Regions from separate parts of the Homo sapiens genome. Here region 2 is linked to region 1. Evidence: chromatin loops called from intact Hi-C (ENCODE). Cell type or tissue: heart left ventricle. All regions are shown on one strand. Each heading gives the region's core, and the rest is flanking DNA. Links, peaks and the distances in the headings are about the cores only. Region 1 overlaps OPRD1 (opioid receptor delta 1). Region 2 overlaps RCC1 (regulator of chromosome condensation 1).

Region 1 (8,321 bases), core at 264-8,263:
CCGAGTAGCTGGGACTACAGGCGCCCACCATCACGCCCGGCTATTTTTTTTGTATTTTTAGTAGAGAGGGGGTTTCACCGTGTTAGCCAGGATGGTCTCGATCTCCTGACCTCGTGATCCGCCCGCCTCGGCCTCCCAAAGTGCTGGGATTACAAGCGTGAGCCACCGCGCCCGGCCAGGATTTTTCTTAAAACACCTTCTGCCAAAGTTATTCACAACCAGAGAAATCCTTTTGCTTCTGTTGTCGGGGAAAGGAGCGATGCCAAATCAGATAGTGCAGGGTTCTAGTCCCACCTTTGCCCCAACCCTTTTTTTTTTTTTTTTTTGAGACAGAGCTTCGCTTTTATCGCTCAGGCTGAAGTGCAATGGCGCAATCTCGGCTCACTGCAACCTCTGCCTCCCAGGTTCAAGCAATTTTCCTGCCTCAGCCTCCCAAGTAGCTGGAATTACAGGCACCCACCACCACACCCAGCTAATTTTTGTATTTTTAGTAGAGATGGGGTTTCGTCTTGTTAGCCAGGATGGTCTTGAACTCTTGACCTCAGGTGATCCACCCGCCTTGGCCTCCAAAAGTGCTGGGATTACAGTTGTGAGGCACCATGCCTAGCCTCCCCTGACCTTTTGCATGTCCTTAGGAAAGCTACTTCCCTTCCTTGAGTTTCATGTGAAACTGAAATCTGTGAAATGGGATTAATTACACATGCATTTCTTTCTAAGGTACACTAAGATGAAGACGGCCACCAACATCTACATCTTCAACCTGGCCTTAGCCGATGCGCTGGCCACCAGCACGCTGCCTTTCCAGAGTGCCAAGTACCTGATGGAGACGTGGCCCTTCGGCGAGCTGCTCTGCAAGGCTGTGCTCTCCATCGACTACTACAATATGTTCACCAGCATCTTCACGCTCACCATGATGAGTGTTGACCGCTACATCGCTGTCTGCCACCCTGTCAAGGCCCTGGACTTCCGCACGCCTGCCAAGGCCAAGCTGATCAACATCTGTATCTGGGTCCTGGCCTCAGGCGTTGGCGTGCCCATCATGGTCATGGCTGTGACCCGTCCCCGGGGTGAGTGAGTGAGTGCACCATGGCACAGGCCACTGACCACAGGAGGCAGTACATGGGCCTTTGTGGGCTTGCAGGGCACTTACCAGGGTGAGTGTAGGTGGCTCATCAGCAGAGGTTGGATTCTGATCAAGATCAATGATGGTGTGGTGGCTGGCCAGTGGGAGTGTAGAAGAAGGTCAACCAATGGGAATGGGAATAGCTGGCCAGGGGGGCATGCGGATGGTTGACTATTGTGAAGATGAATGACTGATCAGTGGTCATATGGGTTGCTGGCCAAAGGGAATGTATGAATTTATGAAGGAGATTATGGATGGCTGGTTATGTACATGTAGGTGGCTGGCCAGGGATGTGTGGATGTATAGAGAGATGGTTGGATGTCCAGTGAGGTGAGGGTGTCACTGACCAGTGAGCAGTGGAGGCTGCAAGATCTGTGGTCCCATTTTAAACTCCCTTTCATCCTAATTTGAAAACCACTGGCCTGGATGACCAAAGCAAAGCCTAGAGAATAGCCTGCAGGGAATGACAAATAGGAGCTAAAATGGTAATTATAGTAACTGCCTGTATCAGGGGAGCTGCAATAACATTCTCCAAAGCTCAGGGGCTTAACACTGTAGAGGTTTCTCTCTCACTCCCATCACAATCCAGTGTGAGTAGGAGGAGCACAGACATTCAGGGACCCAGCCTCCTGTTGATGGTTTCTGAATCTTCTACTGCTGGCATCTGGCCGGCAGATGAATATGGAGAGGGAGCGAGGAGAAAGCACAGCCACTTTAAATGTTGGTTGGGTGCAGTGGCTCATGCCTGTAATCCCAGCATTTTGGGAGGCCAAGGCGGGTGAATCACTTGAGGTCAGGAGTTCCAGACCAGCCTGGCCAACACGGTGAAACCCTATCTTTACTAAAAGTACAAAAATTAGCCAGGCGTGGTGGTGGGCGTCTGTAGTCCCAGCTACTTGGGAGGCTGAGGCAGGAGAATCACTTGAACCTGGGAGGCGGAAGTTGCAGTGAGCTGAGATCATGCCACTGCACTCCAGCTTGGGCGACAGAATGGGACTTGTCTAAAAAAAAAAAAAAAAATTTATGGCCCATTTCTTCTAGTGACAGCTGGTCACATGGCCCCACCTTAATGCAAGGAAGTGAGAAATATTGTTTAGAAGGGCTCCACAGACATAGTAACTAATTAACCTCTCTGAGTCACACTATATCATGAGATGTTGAGAAGGTTAAAAGAGATAATATGTGTAGAATACTTAGGACAAGTCCTGGCTCATCGCCAAGGCCCAATGAATAATAGCTATTAAATGATTAAGCCTGTGAGATAGACAAGGCAGGGACTCCTACCTCCATTTGACTGTAGGGAAACAGAATCAGAGAGGTCAGGTGGTTTACTTAGGGTCACACAGCCAGGCATTTTGTGGAATTTGGCCTGCAACCTAGGGTTCCTGCCCCCAGGTCTGTTACTCCTTCTAGTCCCTTTTGTGGAAGTTTGCAGAGGGTTGATGCTGTGGGTGGGAGAGAACAAGCTTCTTGGTTACCTTTGACCCTCACAAGGGCAGAGTCCCTGGTGCCCTTTTATAGCCTGTGAGCCATTGGCCTTGACTCACAGCAGAGCCCCATTCCTCACTGTCAGCCTTCAGCTTACGGGCCATTAACTGCATCCCTCCTGGGGCTGGACCAGATGGGCCTCCTCACTCCACAATCCCTCACACACACACTTTCCCAGTGTGTGCCATCAGCACTTATTGAACCTGTGGGCCACTTGCTGTGTGACCTTAAACAAGTGCTGTTCTGGTTCCTATACAATGAAGGTCTTGGATTCAGTTACTTCTAGGGGTCCTGCCAGCCTGATGTCCTGTGGACCCACTCTGTCTGTGGATCCCCAGCCCCTTCTCACTTCTTAGCCTCAAGTCCATCGTGTGGCTTCTTAAATCCTAGCATTCCAAGAGATCCTGGGAGTCCCCTGGGCCAGCCTCAAGGCTGTATCAGAATCCCACAACACCCCCTAAGGTGTTCATCCAGCCCAAGCCCACACTCCAGGAATGGGGAGCTCATTTCATCCTAGGCACCCTTCCTATCTCAAGAAGGAAGTCCTTGAGTTAAGCTGAAGTCTGCTTTCCTCCCAGAAGGAAGGAAGTTTTGTTTTGTTTTTGTTGTTGTTTTGAGACAGGGTCTCGCTCTGTCACCCAGGCTGGAGTGCAGCGGCACTATCCCAGCTTACTGCAGCCTCAACCTCCAGGGCTTAAGCGATCCTCCCACCTCAGCCCCCCAAGTAGCTGGGACTGCAGATATGCACCACCATACCCAGCTAATGTTTGTTTTTTTTGTAGAGATGGGGTTTTGCCATGTTGCCCAGGCTGGTCTCCAGCTCCTGGACTCAAGCAGTCCACCTGCCTCAGCCTCCCAAAGTGCTGGGATTACAGGCATGAGCCCCATGCCTGGCCAGGAGGTTCTTGTGATTAAGCTGAGACCTGCTTCCCTCTAGGGAGCCTGACCCTATCCTTGAGTCCTGGACTCCCCCACATATATGCCCCTCTTTCCCTGTGGGTACGCCAAGAGCTTGAACCCCACTATGCTAAATGCTTTAGGTACCTTAGCCTTTTCTTTTCTTTTCTTTTTTTTTTTTTTTTGAGACGGAGTCTCGCTCTGTCGCCCAGGCTGGAGTCCAGTGGCACGATCTCGGCTCACTGCAAACTCCACCTCCTGGGTTCACACCATTCTCCTGCCTCAGCCTCCCGAGGAGCTGGGACTATGGGCACCTACCACCATGCCCGGCTAATTTTTTTGTATTTTTTTTTTAGTAGAGATGGGGTTTTACCGTGTTAGCCAGGAGGGTCTCGATTTCCTGACCTCATGATCTGCCCTCCTCGGCCTCCCAAAGTGCTGGGATTACAGGCGTGAACTACCGCACCTGTCCGCCTTAGCCTATTTAATCCTTACGACAATCCTGGAGATGTGGGTACTGTCATTAGCCCCACTCCACTGAAGCTCCAAGAGGTTTAGTAATTTCCTTACACTATGTAGTAGGGCCTGAGTCCTGCTCCTAGCTCATGTTGTCTGTCTTAGCAGTCCTGTCCCCAATGGAGCTAGTTTGGAAATGGGTCAAGGTGCTTTGAGTTACTGCAATGACTGGCATTCAGTGGGCTGAGCTAAACGATTTCATTACGGCCACCCATGGACACAAAGGCTGAAAAGGGGCCAGGAGAGAACATAGGGGACCTCCCTGATGAGGGCCAATCCTGCTAGGTCTTTACGGATAACTAAGAGTTCACCAAGTACCGAAGCCGAGGAGGACACTCCAGACAGAAGAATCCCCTTGAACAAAGGCTGGGAGGAGGTGGTGGGACTTGCCCAAGCCTTGAAAGGGTGGGCAAGCAGGTGGGGGCCCCTTAGGCACACAGGCCCCTCACCCCGTCTGTCTTTCCTTGTTTCCGCGGCCCAGACGGGGCAGTGGTGTGCATGCTCCAGTTCCCCAGCCCCAGCTGGTACTGGGACACGGTGACCAAGATCTGCGTGTTCCTCTTCGCCTTCGTGGTGCCCATCCTCATCATCACCGTGTGCTATGGCCTCATGCTGCTGCGCCTGCGCAGTGTGCGCCTGCTGTCGGGCTCCAAGGAGAAGGACCGCAGCCTGCGGCGCATCACGCGCATGGTGCTGGTGGTTGTGGGCGCCTTCGTGGTGTGTTGGGCGCCCATCCACATCTTCGTCATCGTCTGGACGCTGGTGGACATCGACCGGCGCGACCCGCTGGTGGTGGCTGCGCTGCACCTGTGCATCGCGCTGGGCTACGCCAATAGCAGCCTCAACCCCGTGCTCTACGCTTTCCTCGACGAGAACTTCAAGCGCTGCTTCCGCCAGCTCTGCCGCAAGCCCTGCGGCCGCCCAGACCCCAGCAGCTTCAGCCGCGCCCGCGAAGCCACGGCCCGCGAGCGTGTCACCGCCTGCACCCCGTCCGATGGTCCCGGCGGTGGCGCTGCCGCCTGACCAGGCCATCCGGCCCCCAGAGCGCCCCTCCCTAGTGACCCGGAGGCCACATGAGTCCCAGTGGGAGGCGCGAGCCATGATGTGGAGTGGGGCAGTAGAAGGTCGGAGGCTTGGGACCGCCAGATGGGGCCTCTGTTTCGGAGACGGGACCGGGCCGCTAGATGGGCATGGGGTGGGCCTCTGGTTTGGGGCGAGGCAGAGGACAGATCAATGGCGCAGTGCCTCTGGTCTGGGTGCCCCGTCCACGGCTCTAGGTGGGGCGGGAAAGCCAGTGACTCCAGGAGAGGAGCGGGACCTGTGGCTCTACAACTGAGTCCTTAAACAGGGCATCTCCAGGAAGGCGGGGCTTCAACCTTGAGACAGCTTCGGTTTCTAACTTGGAGCCGGACTTTCGGAGTTGGGGGTCCGGGCCCAGGACCCAGAAAGGGCAGTGGTGGGGACAGTTGCTTGAAAACTGAGCTGCAAGACTGGGCCTCTGTGTAGTAGGGAGGAGCCTCCTGTGAGGGGAGACCCAGAGACAGGACAGCTGGGTGTGGCTACAGCTGAAGATTTGGTCACCAGATAGGGCGCCTGTGCAAAGGGCCTGTGGCCTCATCTTTGGATACGGGATACAGTCCCAGCCCTGAGTTCTAGCAAGGGGCAAGGCTCGCTGAGGTCCAGGTCCGACTTGACACCTTTATAAATAGAATATAAAAGACTGAGGGGCCAGGCGTGGTGGCTCAAGCCTGTAATCCCAGCACTTTGGGAGGCCGAGGCAGGTGGATGGACATGAGCCCAGGAGTTCGAGACTAGTCTGGGCAACATGGGAGACCCTGTCGCTACAAAAAATACAAAATTAGCCAGGCATGGTGGTGTGTACCTGCAGGCCTAGCTCCTTGGAAGGTGAGAGGATCACTTGATCCCAGGAGTTTGAAGCTGCAGTGAGCTATGGTGGTGCCACTGCACTCCAGCCTGGGGGACAGAGTAAGACTCTGTCTCTCAAAAAGGAGAGAGAGGGAGAATGAGGGAAGAAGAGATAGGAAGAGAGAGAAACAGTATACCTTTTATCTCTTTGACAGGCATGTATTTCCTTGGAATGGGCAGGAATCCCTCAGAATCGGTGGCCACAGTGGGGCTTGGGACAGGACAGCAGAGCGGGGGGCAGCCACTCCAGGATAGGGTAATAAGACAGGACCTTGGTTGGAGTAGGGTCCCCAGAACTGAGTACTAATGGGGGCCCAGAGGCTTGGGAAGGAGAAGGCTTCCAAAACCAGTTCGAAAACCCAGACCCGGAGTGGACCTCCGTGCCAAGGGGTGGTGGTGGGTGGGTGGAGGAAGAGGTGGGCTCCTGCTTCAAGGTTAGGTCTTCCAGTGGAAGGTGGATGCTTTCTGTGAGTCCCCAGGGCCCTAGTTTCTCTGGCCCAGATACTGGAGGACAGAGGACCACCTACTTAGATCCCGTAGATGGTAAGTGGTGCCTGGGACTCTTGAGGGCGGGGGGCGGGGTATGAGAAGCATCAGTTCGCACTTGGTGCTGGGTCCTGGGCCCTGATAAGAACCTGGATGAAATCCTCTTCCATTCTCCCAACATCTGGCTGCATCCATGTGTCTGGTGTCAATGACTCCAGTGAACTGGAACTGCCCATATGGGGACCTGACCTTGAAGGAACTGGGGGGAGAAGCTTTTGTAACTGCAATGCCGGCATCAGTGTGTGTCCCCCTCTGCCTTTCCCCCCAGGCTCCCCAGGTCCCCCACCTGCTCCAGCCCAGCTGTCCCCTTCACGCTGCTGAGAGTGATATCCACCTGGAGTTGGGTGTAGAAGTTTTTCTTTTCATTGGTTCGGCATTTTATTCAGGCACTCCTGGATCTTTGCTTCCCAGAATATCAGTGTCTGTCCTTGTTCTCTGTACCTCCCCCGTGCCTCATCTCCTCTCCCTCCGCTGCTGTCCCCTCCCTCACCAACACTGCCTCAGTAATGCACCCCTGACTCCCTATTGAAGCAGTGTGCTGACATCCTTGTAAAAACAAATTTAATTTTCTTCCTTTTTTGGGACAGATGGAAAGAAATTGACGTCTTTGTCTCAAACAAAAGAAAAAAGAAAAAGAAACAATATACTTCTTTTCCCTTTGACAGCCATGTCTTTGGAACAAAAGCTGGGAGGCTGTCACTCCAGCAGGGACTGAATAGCATGCAGGGGGCTGGGGACTTAGGCACCAAGAGGGGCTTTGGGCACATTAGGGGGAAGGGATGCTCTCAGAGGGCAAAGCACAGCCCCCTTCTCAGGGTGAGGCTCCCAGCAGCCCCAGACCCGGGGATGTGCCTCCTTTGGGAAATGGCTACCCCGGGTCCTGGAAAGATGTGGGGCCATGCCCAGCACTCACATCCAGCCTGCCAAGCCATTGTGACCTGGGGTCCCAAGCCACCTAGATCACTCTCACTACCTTGTGACCACAGAGACCCCTGTGTCTGAGGGTGGGAGGTCGTCAGCATGGCAGGAGACACTTCTCCTCATCAGGGGTCCTCCTGTGAATGCTTTGGGGGTATGGCAGAAAAAGGGACAATCTAGGAACTGGGGAAGACTCCTGAAGGAGGTGACATTGGAGCCAGGCTGTTTACTCTCCCTGCAGGACCTGTGTCCCCTCCCAGGATAGGCCTGTTTCAAGGCTGCTTGAAGCCCACTCACTGCCATCTCCTGTGTCTGTAACAGATCTGGCTGTTTTTTGCCCCTTCTGATATGTAAATCTGTCCTGAGGTCAGCAGGGCCCGGGTCCGGACCACGTGTGTTTAAGGTAGTGCAAACTTGTATTGAAATCTACTTCATGCCAAGCATGCACTCTGGGCATCAGGACTCGGAATGAGTCAGCCTTGGCCCTGCCCTCAGAAAGCCTGAGCCAGTGTTGGGAGATAAAGCATCAACAGATGATTGCACCTCAGTGTGATGAGTGCGGTGACAGGGAGCCCCAGGGAGGGTGTCACAGGGAAGTGCCTTTTCTAGCTTTTCACTAAAACACATGTTTGTCGCAGTTCTGTAAGAGGTGGAAAAGGGTCGGGGACCCTGAAGGATGAATAGGAGTTGGCCACCAAAAAGAGGAAATAGCGTGTGCGGAGGCATGGGGATGTTTAAATGCTTGGCAAACCCAACAAGTTGGGTGCAGCTGGAGCATGGGGCTTAACTAAGCTCTTCTGTGTGCCAGGCTCTCTGCCAGGTGTCTTGTGTGCATCAGCCCACCTGATCCTCAGGACAGCCTGGTGAGGAAGTAGTGTTATCCCCATTGAGGACAAAGAGAGCTGAG
Region 2 (8,321 bases), core at 88-8,087, 330 kb before region 1:
ACCAGAAAACCCGACCAGGTGGCTCCGCGCCCGGGGCGCCCTCTGTGCTGCCAGCGCGGGCTCCTCAGCGGTGGCCACATCCTCGGGGGAGGGGCTGGGCGCCATTGGCTGCCCGGGGCTGCGGGTTGGGGGGCCGCCTTTGGCCCACAGAGAGCCCCGGGCGCGCACCTCCCGCAAATGCCGCTGTCCGCTCTTCCTCCCGCCCCTCCTGCCTCTCCACTGGATGGTGGAGGGAAGAGTCCGTTTCTGCAGTGGATTTGCCCGGGAGCTGAACTTATTCACTGGCGGACGGCTTGGGCATGGAGGAGGGCTTGGATGGAGACTGGGGATTGTTCTCTGACCCACGTAGTCTCCCTTGCTTTCGGTGCAGATTCTGCTATTATAATTAGCTTTCTGCGGGGCAAGGTGGCTCACGCCTGTCAGAAGATCGAGACCATCCTGGCTAACACGGTGAAACCCCGTCTCTACTAAAATACAAAAAATTAGCCTTGCGCGGTGGCGCGCGCCTGTAGTCCCAGCTACTCAGGAGGCTGAGGCAGAGGAATCGCTTGAACCCGGGAGGCAGAGGTTGCAATTAGCCAAGATCCACCACTGCACTCCAGACTGGCGACAAAGGGAGACTCCGTCTCAAAATAACAATAACAATAATTAGCTTTCTTTTCTTTTTCTTTTTTTTTTTTTTTTTGAGATCAAGTATCACTCTGTCGCCCAGACTGGAGGCGGCAGTGGCACGATCTTGGCTCACTGCCACCTCCGCCTCCCAGGTTCAAGTGATTCTCCTGCCTCAGCCTCCTGAGTAGCTGAGATTACAGGCTACTGTTGGCAAGGCTGGTCTCTTAACTCCTGACCTCAAGTGATCCGCCCGCCTTGGCCTCCCACAGTGCTAGGATTACAGGTGTGAGCCACCGCACCCAGCCCTTCTTGCCCTCTCCACCAAGATTCATTTCACAGTATCCAGTGTCTCCTTGTTTCCCTTTCTCCCCTTTCACGTGAATAATGTGCTCAGTTCTTAATCTCCACAAAAATCCTGTGAGAGAGGTACTTTTGTTGTCCCCATTTCACAGATGACAAAACTTAGAAAGTTCATACTAACAGTCTGTGGCAGAGCAGGGGCTTCTGCACAGGTTTGTCTGATCCCAGAGCCTGTGACCTCTCCTCGCTGTCGTCATCCTCTACACTCAGGGTCTATCTTCTTCACCCTTCAGTCTCACACAGGTCCCACAGCACAGAACCCGGCTTGGTGCTGACACTAGGCCAGGGCGACGTGGGCCAGCTGGGGCTGGGTGAGAATGTGATGGAGAGGAAGAAGCCGGCCCTGGTATCCATTCCGGAGGATGTTGTGCAGGCTGAGGCTGGGGGCATGCACACCGTGTGTCTAAGCAAAAGTGGCCAGGTAGGTGTTGGGGACTGGCACAGGGTTGGACAAGGCCTGGGGTTGGGTGGCTTGGGGCAGGGCTTTTGAACCACGCATGTTCACTGTGGAAATGGAGCTGGCTAGTCAAGTGGGGAGTGGCCTACATGAGAATGGACTGCGAGGCCAGACGTTGCATTAATGAGGGCATCCTGGGCACAGGTCTATTCCTTCGGCTGCAATGATGAGGGTGCCCTGGGAAGGGACACATCAGTGGAGGGCTCGGAGATGGTCCCTGGGAAAGTGGAGCTGCAAGAGAAGGTGGTACAGGTGTCAGCAGGAGACAGTCACACAGCAGCCCTCACCGATGATGGCCGTGTCTTCCTCTGGGGCTCCTTCCGGGTAAGGCTGGGTCTGAAAGTCTGCATGGTCCCTGAAAGACAGAATTAATTGGCGGGGCCCCAAAGATAATCCACTTCCATGCCCCCATGGTACTTACTGGTGGGGAGATGAAAGCCCACAGGTAGAGCTGAGGCCCAGACCCAGGACTCTAGCTTCCTCATGTGGGCCTGTCCACGCCACTGGCTGCTTCCTTGAATCCGATGTCATCAAGTGTCTGTCCTGGGAAGTGAGTGGGTCAAGGATGTCCCTGGGTTGAGGCTGATCCAGGAGGCCTGCTGTCTTCACCCATCTCCCTGACTTCTGTCTCCCCCTCACCTTGCCAGCACTGCCTCTTCCACACTTCCCAGAGGCTTGGATGGGGCAAGGAGGTGTGGAGGCAGGGATTGTCGCATCTCAGAGTTTCCAAGGTACAGAGGAGTGTAGTTGAAAAAACAGATTGTGGGTTTTTGTTGTTGTTGTTGTTGTTGTTTTTGTATTGTTTTGAGATGGAGTTTCACTCTTGTTGCCCAGGCTGGAGTGCAATAGCGCAATCTTGGCTCACTGCAACCTCTGCCTCCCAAGTTTAAGTGATTCTCCTGCCTCAGCCTCCCAAGTAGCTGGGATTACAGGCATGCGCCACCACGCCTGGCTAATTTTGTATTTTTAGTAGAGACGGGGTTTCCCCTGTTGGTCAGGCTGGTCTCGAACTCCCGACCCCAGGTGATCCACCCGCCTCAGCCTCCCAAAGTGCTAGGATTACAGGCGTGGGCCACCACACCCGGCCTGATGGGTGTTTCCTTATCACATCTATTTTGAAATTTTCATGGAGAATTTCAAACACATGAAAGTAATCAGAATTGGGCTGGGCGCGGTGGCTCATGCCTGTAATCCCAGCACTTTGGGATGCCAAGATGGGCAGATCACGACGTCAGGAGATCGAGACCATACTGGCTAACATGGTGAAACCCCGTCTCTACTAAAAATACAAAAAATTAGCCAAGCGTGGTGGCGGGTGCCTGTAGTCCCAGCTACTCGGGAGGCTGAGGCAGGAGAATGGCTTGAACCCGGGAGGCGGAGCTTGCAGTGAGCCAAGATCGCGCCACTGCACTCCAGCCTAGGGGACAGAGCGAGACTCCATCTCAAAAAAAAAAAAAGAAGTCCGGGCGCAGTAGCTCATGCTTGTAATCCCAGCACTTTGGGAGGCCGAAGCAGGCTGATCACCTGAGGGGTCGGGAGTTCGAGACCGGCCTGACCAACATGGAGAAACCCTGTCTCTATTAAAATTACAAAATTAGCTGGACATGGTGGTGCATGCCTGTAATCCCAGCTACTCGGGAGGCTGAGGCAGGAGAATTGTTTGAACCTGGGAGGCGGAGGTTGCAGTGAGCCGAGATCGCGCCATTGCACTCCAGCCTGGGCAACAAGAGCGAAACTCTGTCTCAAAAAAAAAAAAAAAAAAAAAAAAAGGAAGTAATCAGAATATCAGAATTATATTTTTTTCTTTTCTTTTCTTTTCTTTTTTTTTTTTTTTTTTTTTTTTTTTTTTTTTTTTTTTTTTTTTTTTTTGAGACAGAGTCTTGCTCTATCACCCAGGTTGGAGTGCAATGACACAATCTCGGCTCAGTGCAACCTCTGCCTCTCGGGCTCAAGCAATTCTCCTTCCTCAGCCTCCCGAGTAGCTGGGATTACAGGCATGCGCCACCACACCTGGTTAATTTTTGTATTTTTAGTAGAGACGGGGTTTCACCATGTTGGCCAGGCTGGTTGTGAATTTCTGATCTCAGGTGATCCGCCCGTCTGGGCCTCCCAGAGTGCTGGATTGCAGGCTTGAGCCGCCACGTCTGGCCTCTTTTCTTTTTTCTTTGTTTTGAGACGGAGTCTCGCTTTGTCGCCCAGGCTGGAGTGCAGTGGCGCGATCTCGGCTCACTGCAAGCTCTGCCTCCCTGATTCACGCCATTCTCCTGCCTCTGTCTCCCGAGTAGCTGGGACTACAGGCGCCCGCTACAACGCCCGGCTAATTTTTTGTATTTTTTGGTAGAGACGGCATTTCACCGTGTTAGCCGGAATGGTCTCGATCTCCTGACCTCGTGATCGCCCGCCTTGGCCTCCCAAAGTGCTGGGATTACAGGCATGAGCCACCGCGCCCGGCCTCTTTTCTTTTTTAATTAGAGACGAGATCCTGCTCTGTCACCCAGGCCAGAGTGCAATGGCATCGTCTTAGCTCATTACAGCCTCAACTTCCTGGGCTCAGGTGATTTCTTCCACCTCAGCCTCGCAAGTAGCTGGTACTAGAGGCTTGTGCCACCACGCCCAGCTAATTTTTGTATTTTTTGTAGGGACGGGGTTTCACCGTGTTGCCCAAGCTGGTCCTGAGCTCAAGCGATCTGCCCACCTGGGCCTACCAAAGTGCTAGGATTACTGGCATGAATTACCATGCCTGGCCCAGAATAGTATATTGAGTGCCCATTTACTTGCCACACAGTTTCAATGATTATCAGCTTGTGGCCAGACTTGTTTATCTCTATTTGCATCCGCTCTCTGACTCCTTGATTATTTTAATGCAAGTCGCAGACCATAAATGATTTCATTCATAAGTATTTGAGTATGTGGCCTGGCTCCTGCCCACTTCTCCATCCCCATCTGGTGCCACTGCCCTTCTGGATTTCACTGGCACGGGGCAGGCAGGACTGGCTGATAAGTGCCCTGTCCCTCCCTTCTAGGACAATAACGGTGTGATTGGACTGTTGGAGCCCATGAAGAAGAGCATGGTGCCTGTGCAGGTGCAGCTGGATGTGCCTGTGGTAAAGGTGGCCTCAGGTGGGTCTGGGGGCACTTGCTCAGGGCAGGAGTTGGAGGACCTTGTTCTGGGGCTGGCCTAGCCTTGGGCCTTACAGTTGTGGCCTGCATCCCTTACCTTTTCATCCTTAGGAAACGACCACTTGGTGATGCTGACAGCTGATGGTGACCTCTACACCTTGGGCTGCGGGGAACAGGGCCAGCTAGGCCGTGTGCCTGAGTTATTTGCCAACCGTGGTGGCCGGCAAGGCCTCGGTAAGTGGCCTTGGTACCTCCAGCAGGGCAAATTGGCAGGCCACCCCCACAGTGAAGGCCAAAGGCAGGAAGGATTTGCTGTGGTCAGGCTTGCATCAGATGGGCTTGTGGTGTTGGTTAGGACTTTGGAGACAGACTGCTCTGGTAGTTTTGCCACCTACTGTCTATGGGACTCTGAACATAGTTTCTTCATCACTAAGTCTACCTACCTGTAAACCTACTTCATTAGGTTGCTGTGAAGTTAAATGAGTTAATGAGAAGAATATCAGGCAGATGGTAAGTTCCACGTAAATGATACCCGTAATGACTGTGGGAATCTGAGCAAGGCACTTGTATTCTCTTGATCTCAGTTTCCTTTTCTATAAAATAGGGATAAGAGTCCCTACTTAGCCTCTCAAGGGCTTTTATAATGGAGGAGAATTAAACTCGGGGCAGAGAGAAGCCATGTGTGTCTGTCTGTCACTGACCGTGGCTTTCCCTTTGCCTGCAGAACGACTCCTGGTCCCCAAGTGTGTGATGCTGAAATCCAGGGGAAGCCGGGGCCACGTGAGATTCCAGGATGCCTTTTGTGGTGCCTATTTCACCTTTGCCATCTCCCATGAGGGCCACGTGTACGGCTTCGGCCTCTCCAACTACCATCAGCTTGGTGAGCCCCGAGCCCAGCTTCAGGCATGACCCAGTGGCCTGCGTTCCTGTCCTGGCTCTGCCACTCATTCATTGTGCATCCTTTGCGGGGTCGTCTAACCCCTCCAAGCCAGTTTTGTCATCTGTAAAGTGAGAATGTCCATATCCTGATGGGAGGTGGCCTCACTGTGGGAGGAGATTGAGAAGGGCAGCTCTCAGAACACCTTCACCCCTGATGGCTCCGGCCTTTCCCCCAGGAACTCCGGGCACAGAATCTTGCTTCATACCCCAGAACCTAACATCCTTCAAGAATTCCACCAAGTCCTGGGTGGGCTTCTCTGGTGGCCAGCACCATACAGTCTGCATGGATTCGGAAGGTAGGGCCTTTACGTCCTTCTCTAGTTTGGGGGTGGAGTGTTCCCTGGCCTAGGCCTAGCCAGATTCCTGAGACCATGGTCCTTGGAGCCTGGGTCTGTTCCATGGGTTGTACCATACATGGGTCCATGAGAGTCACTCTCATCCTCCTAGAGTCCTGGTGTTCTTCCAAGTGTGAGTTCAATGGGGGCCCATGTAGATTCTCCTAGGCCTCCTCCAAAACTGGGAAGAGACACTGCAGATCTCCTTCTGATCGCTCTGGGAGCAGGGACACACTCCCATGGACAGGTGGACTCACCTAGCCTGCCACCCATTTTGCCTGTAGCACGCCCTCTGCTATTGCTCATCTCTCTCCCTCCTCCCATAGGAAAAGCATACAGCCTGGGCCGGGCTGAGTATGGGCGGCTGGGCCTTGGAGAGGGTGCTGAGGAGAAGAGCATACCCACCCTCATCTCCAGGCTGCCTGCTGTCTCCTCGGTGGCTTGTGGGGCCTCTGTGGGGTATGCTGTGACCAAGGATGGTGAGTGGGGCTGCCTACACTCTGTCTAGTTGGGACCTGGGGGTCATGGTTCTTACCCAATTCCCCAATAGGCTGTGATGTCCACTCTCGGGGGAGCCGAGGTACAGAGAGCAGTGTTTGTGATGGCACTTTGTTCCTGCTTCTCAGAAGCTCTGGCATTGATGAATATGAAATGAGTACACAAATTATTTTAGTAAAGGTGACTTATTATGCAGAGGAGAGAAATAGCAAAGAGTGAGATATCACTGAGGCCTAAGGAGGCAATGGGACTGGAACCCAAGTCTCCAGACTCCTAACCCAGGCTGCTCTCTCCCCTCAGGGTGACCCCTTCATATATCACCTTGTATGTTCCCGCTTTCCAGGGACTTTTACTTAGAATCTAAATCAAGAAAAAAAAAGGCTTAGTAGTCAGAGTTGTAGCAACTATAGCAGAGGAGGGTGTGAACAAGTGACCACCAAAGCCTGAGTGGGTGAGGGGGATAGCCATGGAGGTCCTGTAGAAGCCTGGAGCTGGCAGAGGTGCTTGACCTGAGGTTATCTGGGAAGACTTCCTCAGGAAGTGGGGCTTGCACTGTACCTTGAAGGTTCCATTCCTTGTGAAAAGCAAAGAATGCCATTCCAGGCAGAGGAACATCAGGGCAGTCTCAAAGGTGGCTGGTCCTGGGAACAGAGGGTGGGGTAGGACCTTGAATGCCACGCCTAGGAGCAGCCTTTGGCAGTGTGTAGGGACTGTGCTCTCTGGTTTACAGAGTTCTTTTTTATCCATCATCTCCTTGGGTTCTCCCAACTTCCCTGAACTCCCAGAGTCTGGTACCTTGCCAAGCTGCTATTGGCCAAGGCCACAGTCCACGCCCATGTCCCAGGTTTCTCCTGCTACAGAAAGGTGGGCTGGGGATCCTGGAGACAGCTGTACCCATTTCTCTCTCTTGCAGGTCGTGTTTTCGCCTGGGGCATGGGCACCAACTACCAGCTGGGCACAGGGCAGGATGAGGACGCCTGGAGCCCTGTGGAGATGATGGGCAAACAGCTGGAGAACCGTGTGGTCTTATCTGTGTCCAGCGGGGGCCAGCATACAGTCTTATTAGTCAAGGACAAAGAACAGAGCTGATGAAGCCTCTGAGGGCCTGGCTTCTGTCCTGCACAACCTCCCTCACAGAACAGGGAAGCAGTGACAGCTGCAGATGGCAGCGGGCCTCTCCCCAGCCCTGAGCACTGTGTCAGTTCCTGCCTTTTCTCATCAGCAGAACAGAATCCTTTTCCTCTTTTCCTTCCTCCTCTTTGGAATTTTCCTGGGACCTACAGAATAAAGGGGGGGATGGACAGGGGGTTTTCAAAAGGAACATGGCTCACTCAGAGCTATATGGTTAGACGTTTCTCCCCTTTTCCCTACCTTCCATGGTCCTGGTTGGCCCTGGCTTTGCCTACTAGAAAACCAAAACTTCCCCCCTGGGGTTTTGTGCCCACTCTCTGAGAAGTTGGGGCTCCATCAAGCCCCATTCTAGTCATGTGCCCCTTTCCTGTCCCTAACAGTCCACAGGCAAACAAATGGTACAGTCATAAGAGCCATCTGTCACGGACCCACGCCCAGAGGAACGTGCAGAAAAAAGCAGAGCTACATGGCTGTGGGCAACTATAAGCCAAATATTTGGCTCAGAACAGGTGTCCATGGGACAAAAAAGAACGATCCTCCACTTGACCAAGAAAAAAGTGATTCTCCCAGAAGCACAAAGCATACTCTTGCCCCTCAGGTGTTGCTTGTGTACATCGTACCCATCCATTCGGCTTCACCTGCAGCCAACGGCCTGGAATCGCAAAGAGACACCACTCTGGGCAGAGCAGAGCAGGGTATGGGGTGGGGAGAGAGGGTGGAGGGTTTTATAAACAAACTTAACAGCAATATTGAAAGGAGGTGGGGGATTGAGGGAGGGACAGAGTGTTGGAGGGCCAGAGACTAGTCCTGAGATGGAAACAGCAACTTGTACAGTGGCTGAGAAAATAGGATATAGTTTTGATTTTTTT

Evidence for each region. Hi-C counts contacts between places; a loop is a spot of excess contacts. Peaks named below come from ENCODE experiments on the same cell type or tissue, not always from the same donor. Only the 100,000 strongest peaks of a DNase experiment are listed, where the experiment ranks them.
Region 2: a loop joins it to region 1, with 4 times the contacts of the local background. A loop is called at or near these places in 4 of 110 quality-filtered maps.

What each region holds. Positions count from the first base shown.
Region 1 is chr1:28,858,237-28,866,557 of GRCh38, forward strand. It overlaps OPRD1 (opioid receptor delta 1), which reads left to right. Exons shown (of 3, transcript NM_000911.4): 2 at 718-1,067; 3 at 4,506-8,321. The coding sequence ends at 5,047. Among named protein-coding and RNA genes, the nearest start is that of OPRD1, 50 kb to the left of the region's middle. In heart left ventricle, for the core only: no CTCF peak of the experiment used is centred there; DNase peaks (open chromatin) are centred at 961 and 5,123.
Region 2 is chr1:28,530,598-28,538,918 of GRCh38, forward strand. It overlaps RCC1 (regulator of chromosome condensation 1), which reads left to right. Exons shown (of 13, transcript NM_001381865.2): 6 at 1,206-1,393; 7 at 1,574-1,753; 8 at 4,453-4,549; 9 at 4,661-4,783; 10 at 5,274-5,429; 11 at 5,665-5,784; 12 at 6,150-6,302; 13 at 7,235-8,321. The coding sequence ends at 7,410. Among named protein-coding and RNA genes, the nearest start is that of TRNAU1AP, 18 kb to the right of the region's middle. In heart left ventricle, for the core only: no CTCF peak of the experiment used is centred there; no DNase peak of the experiment used is centred there.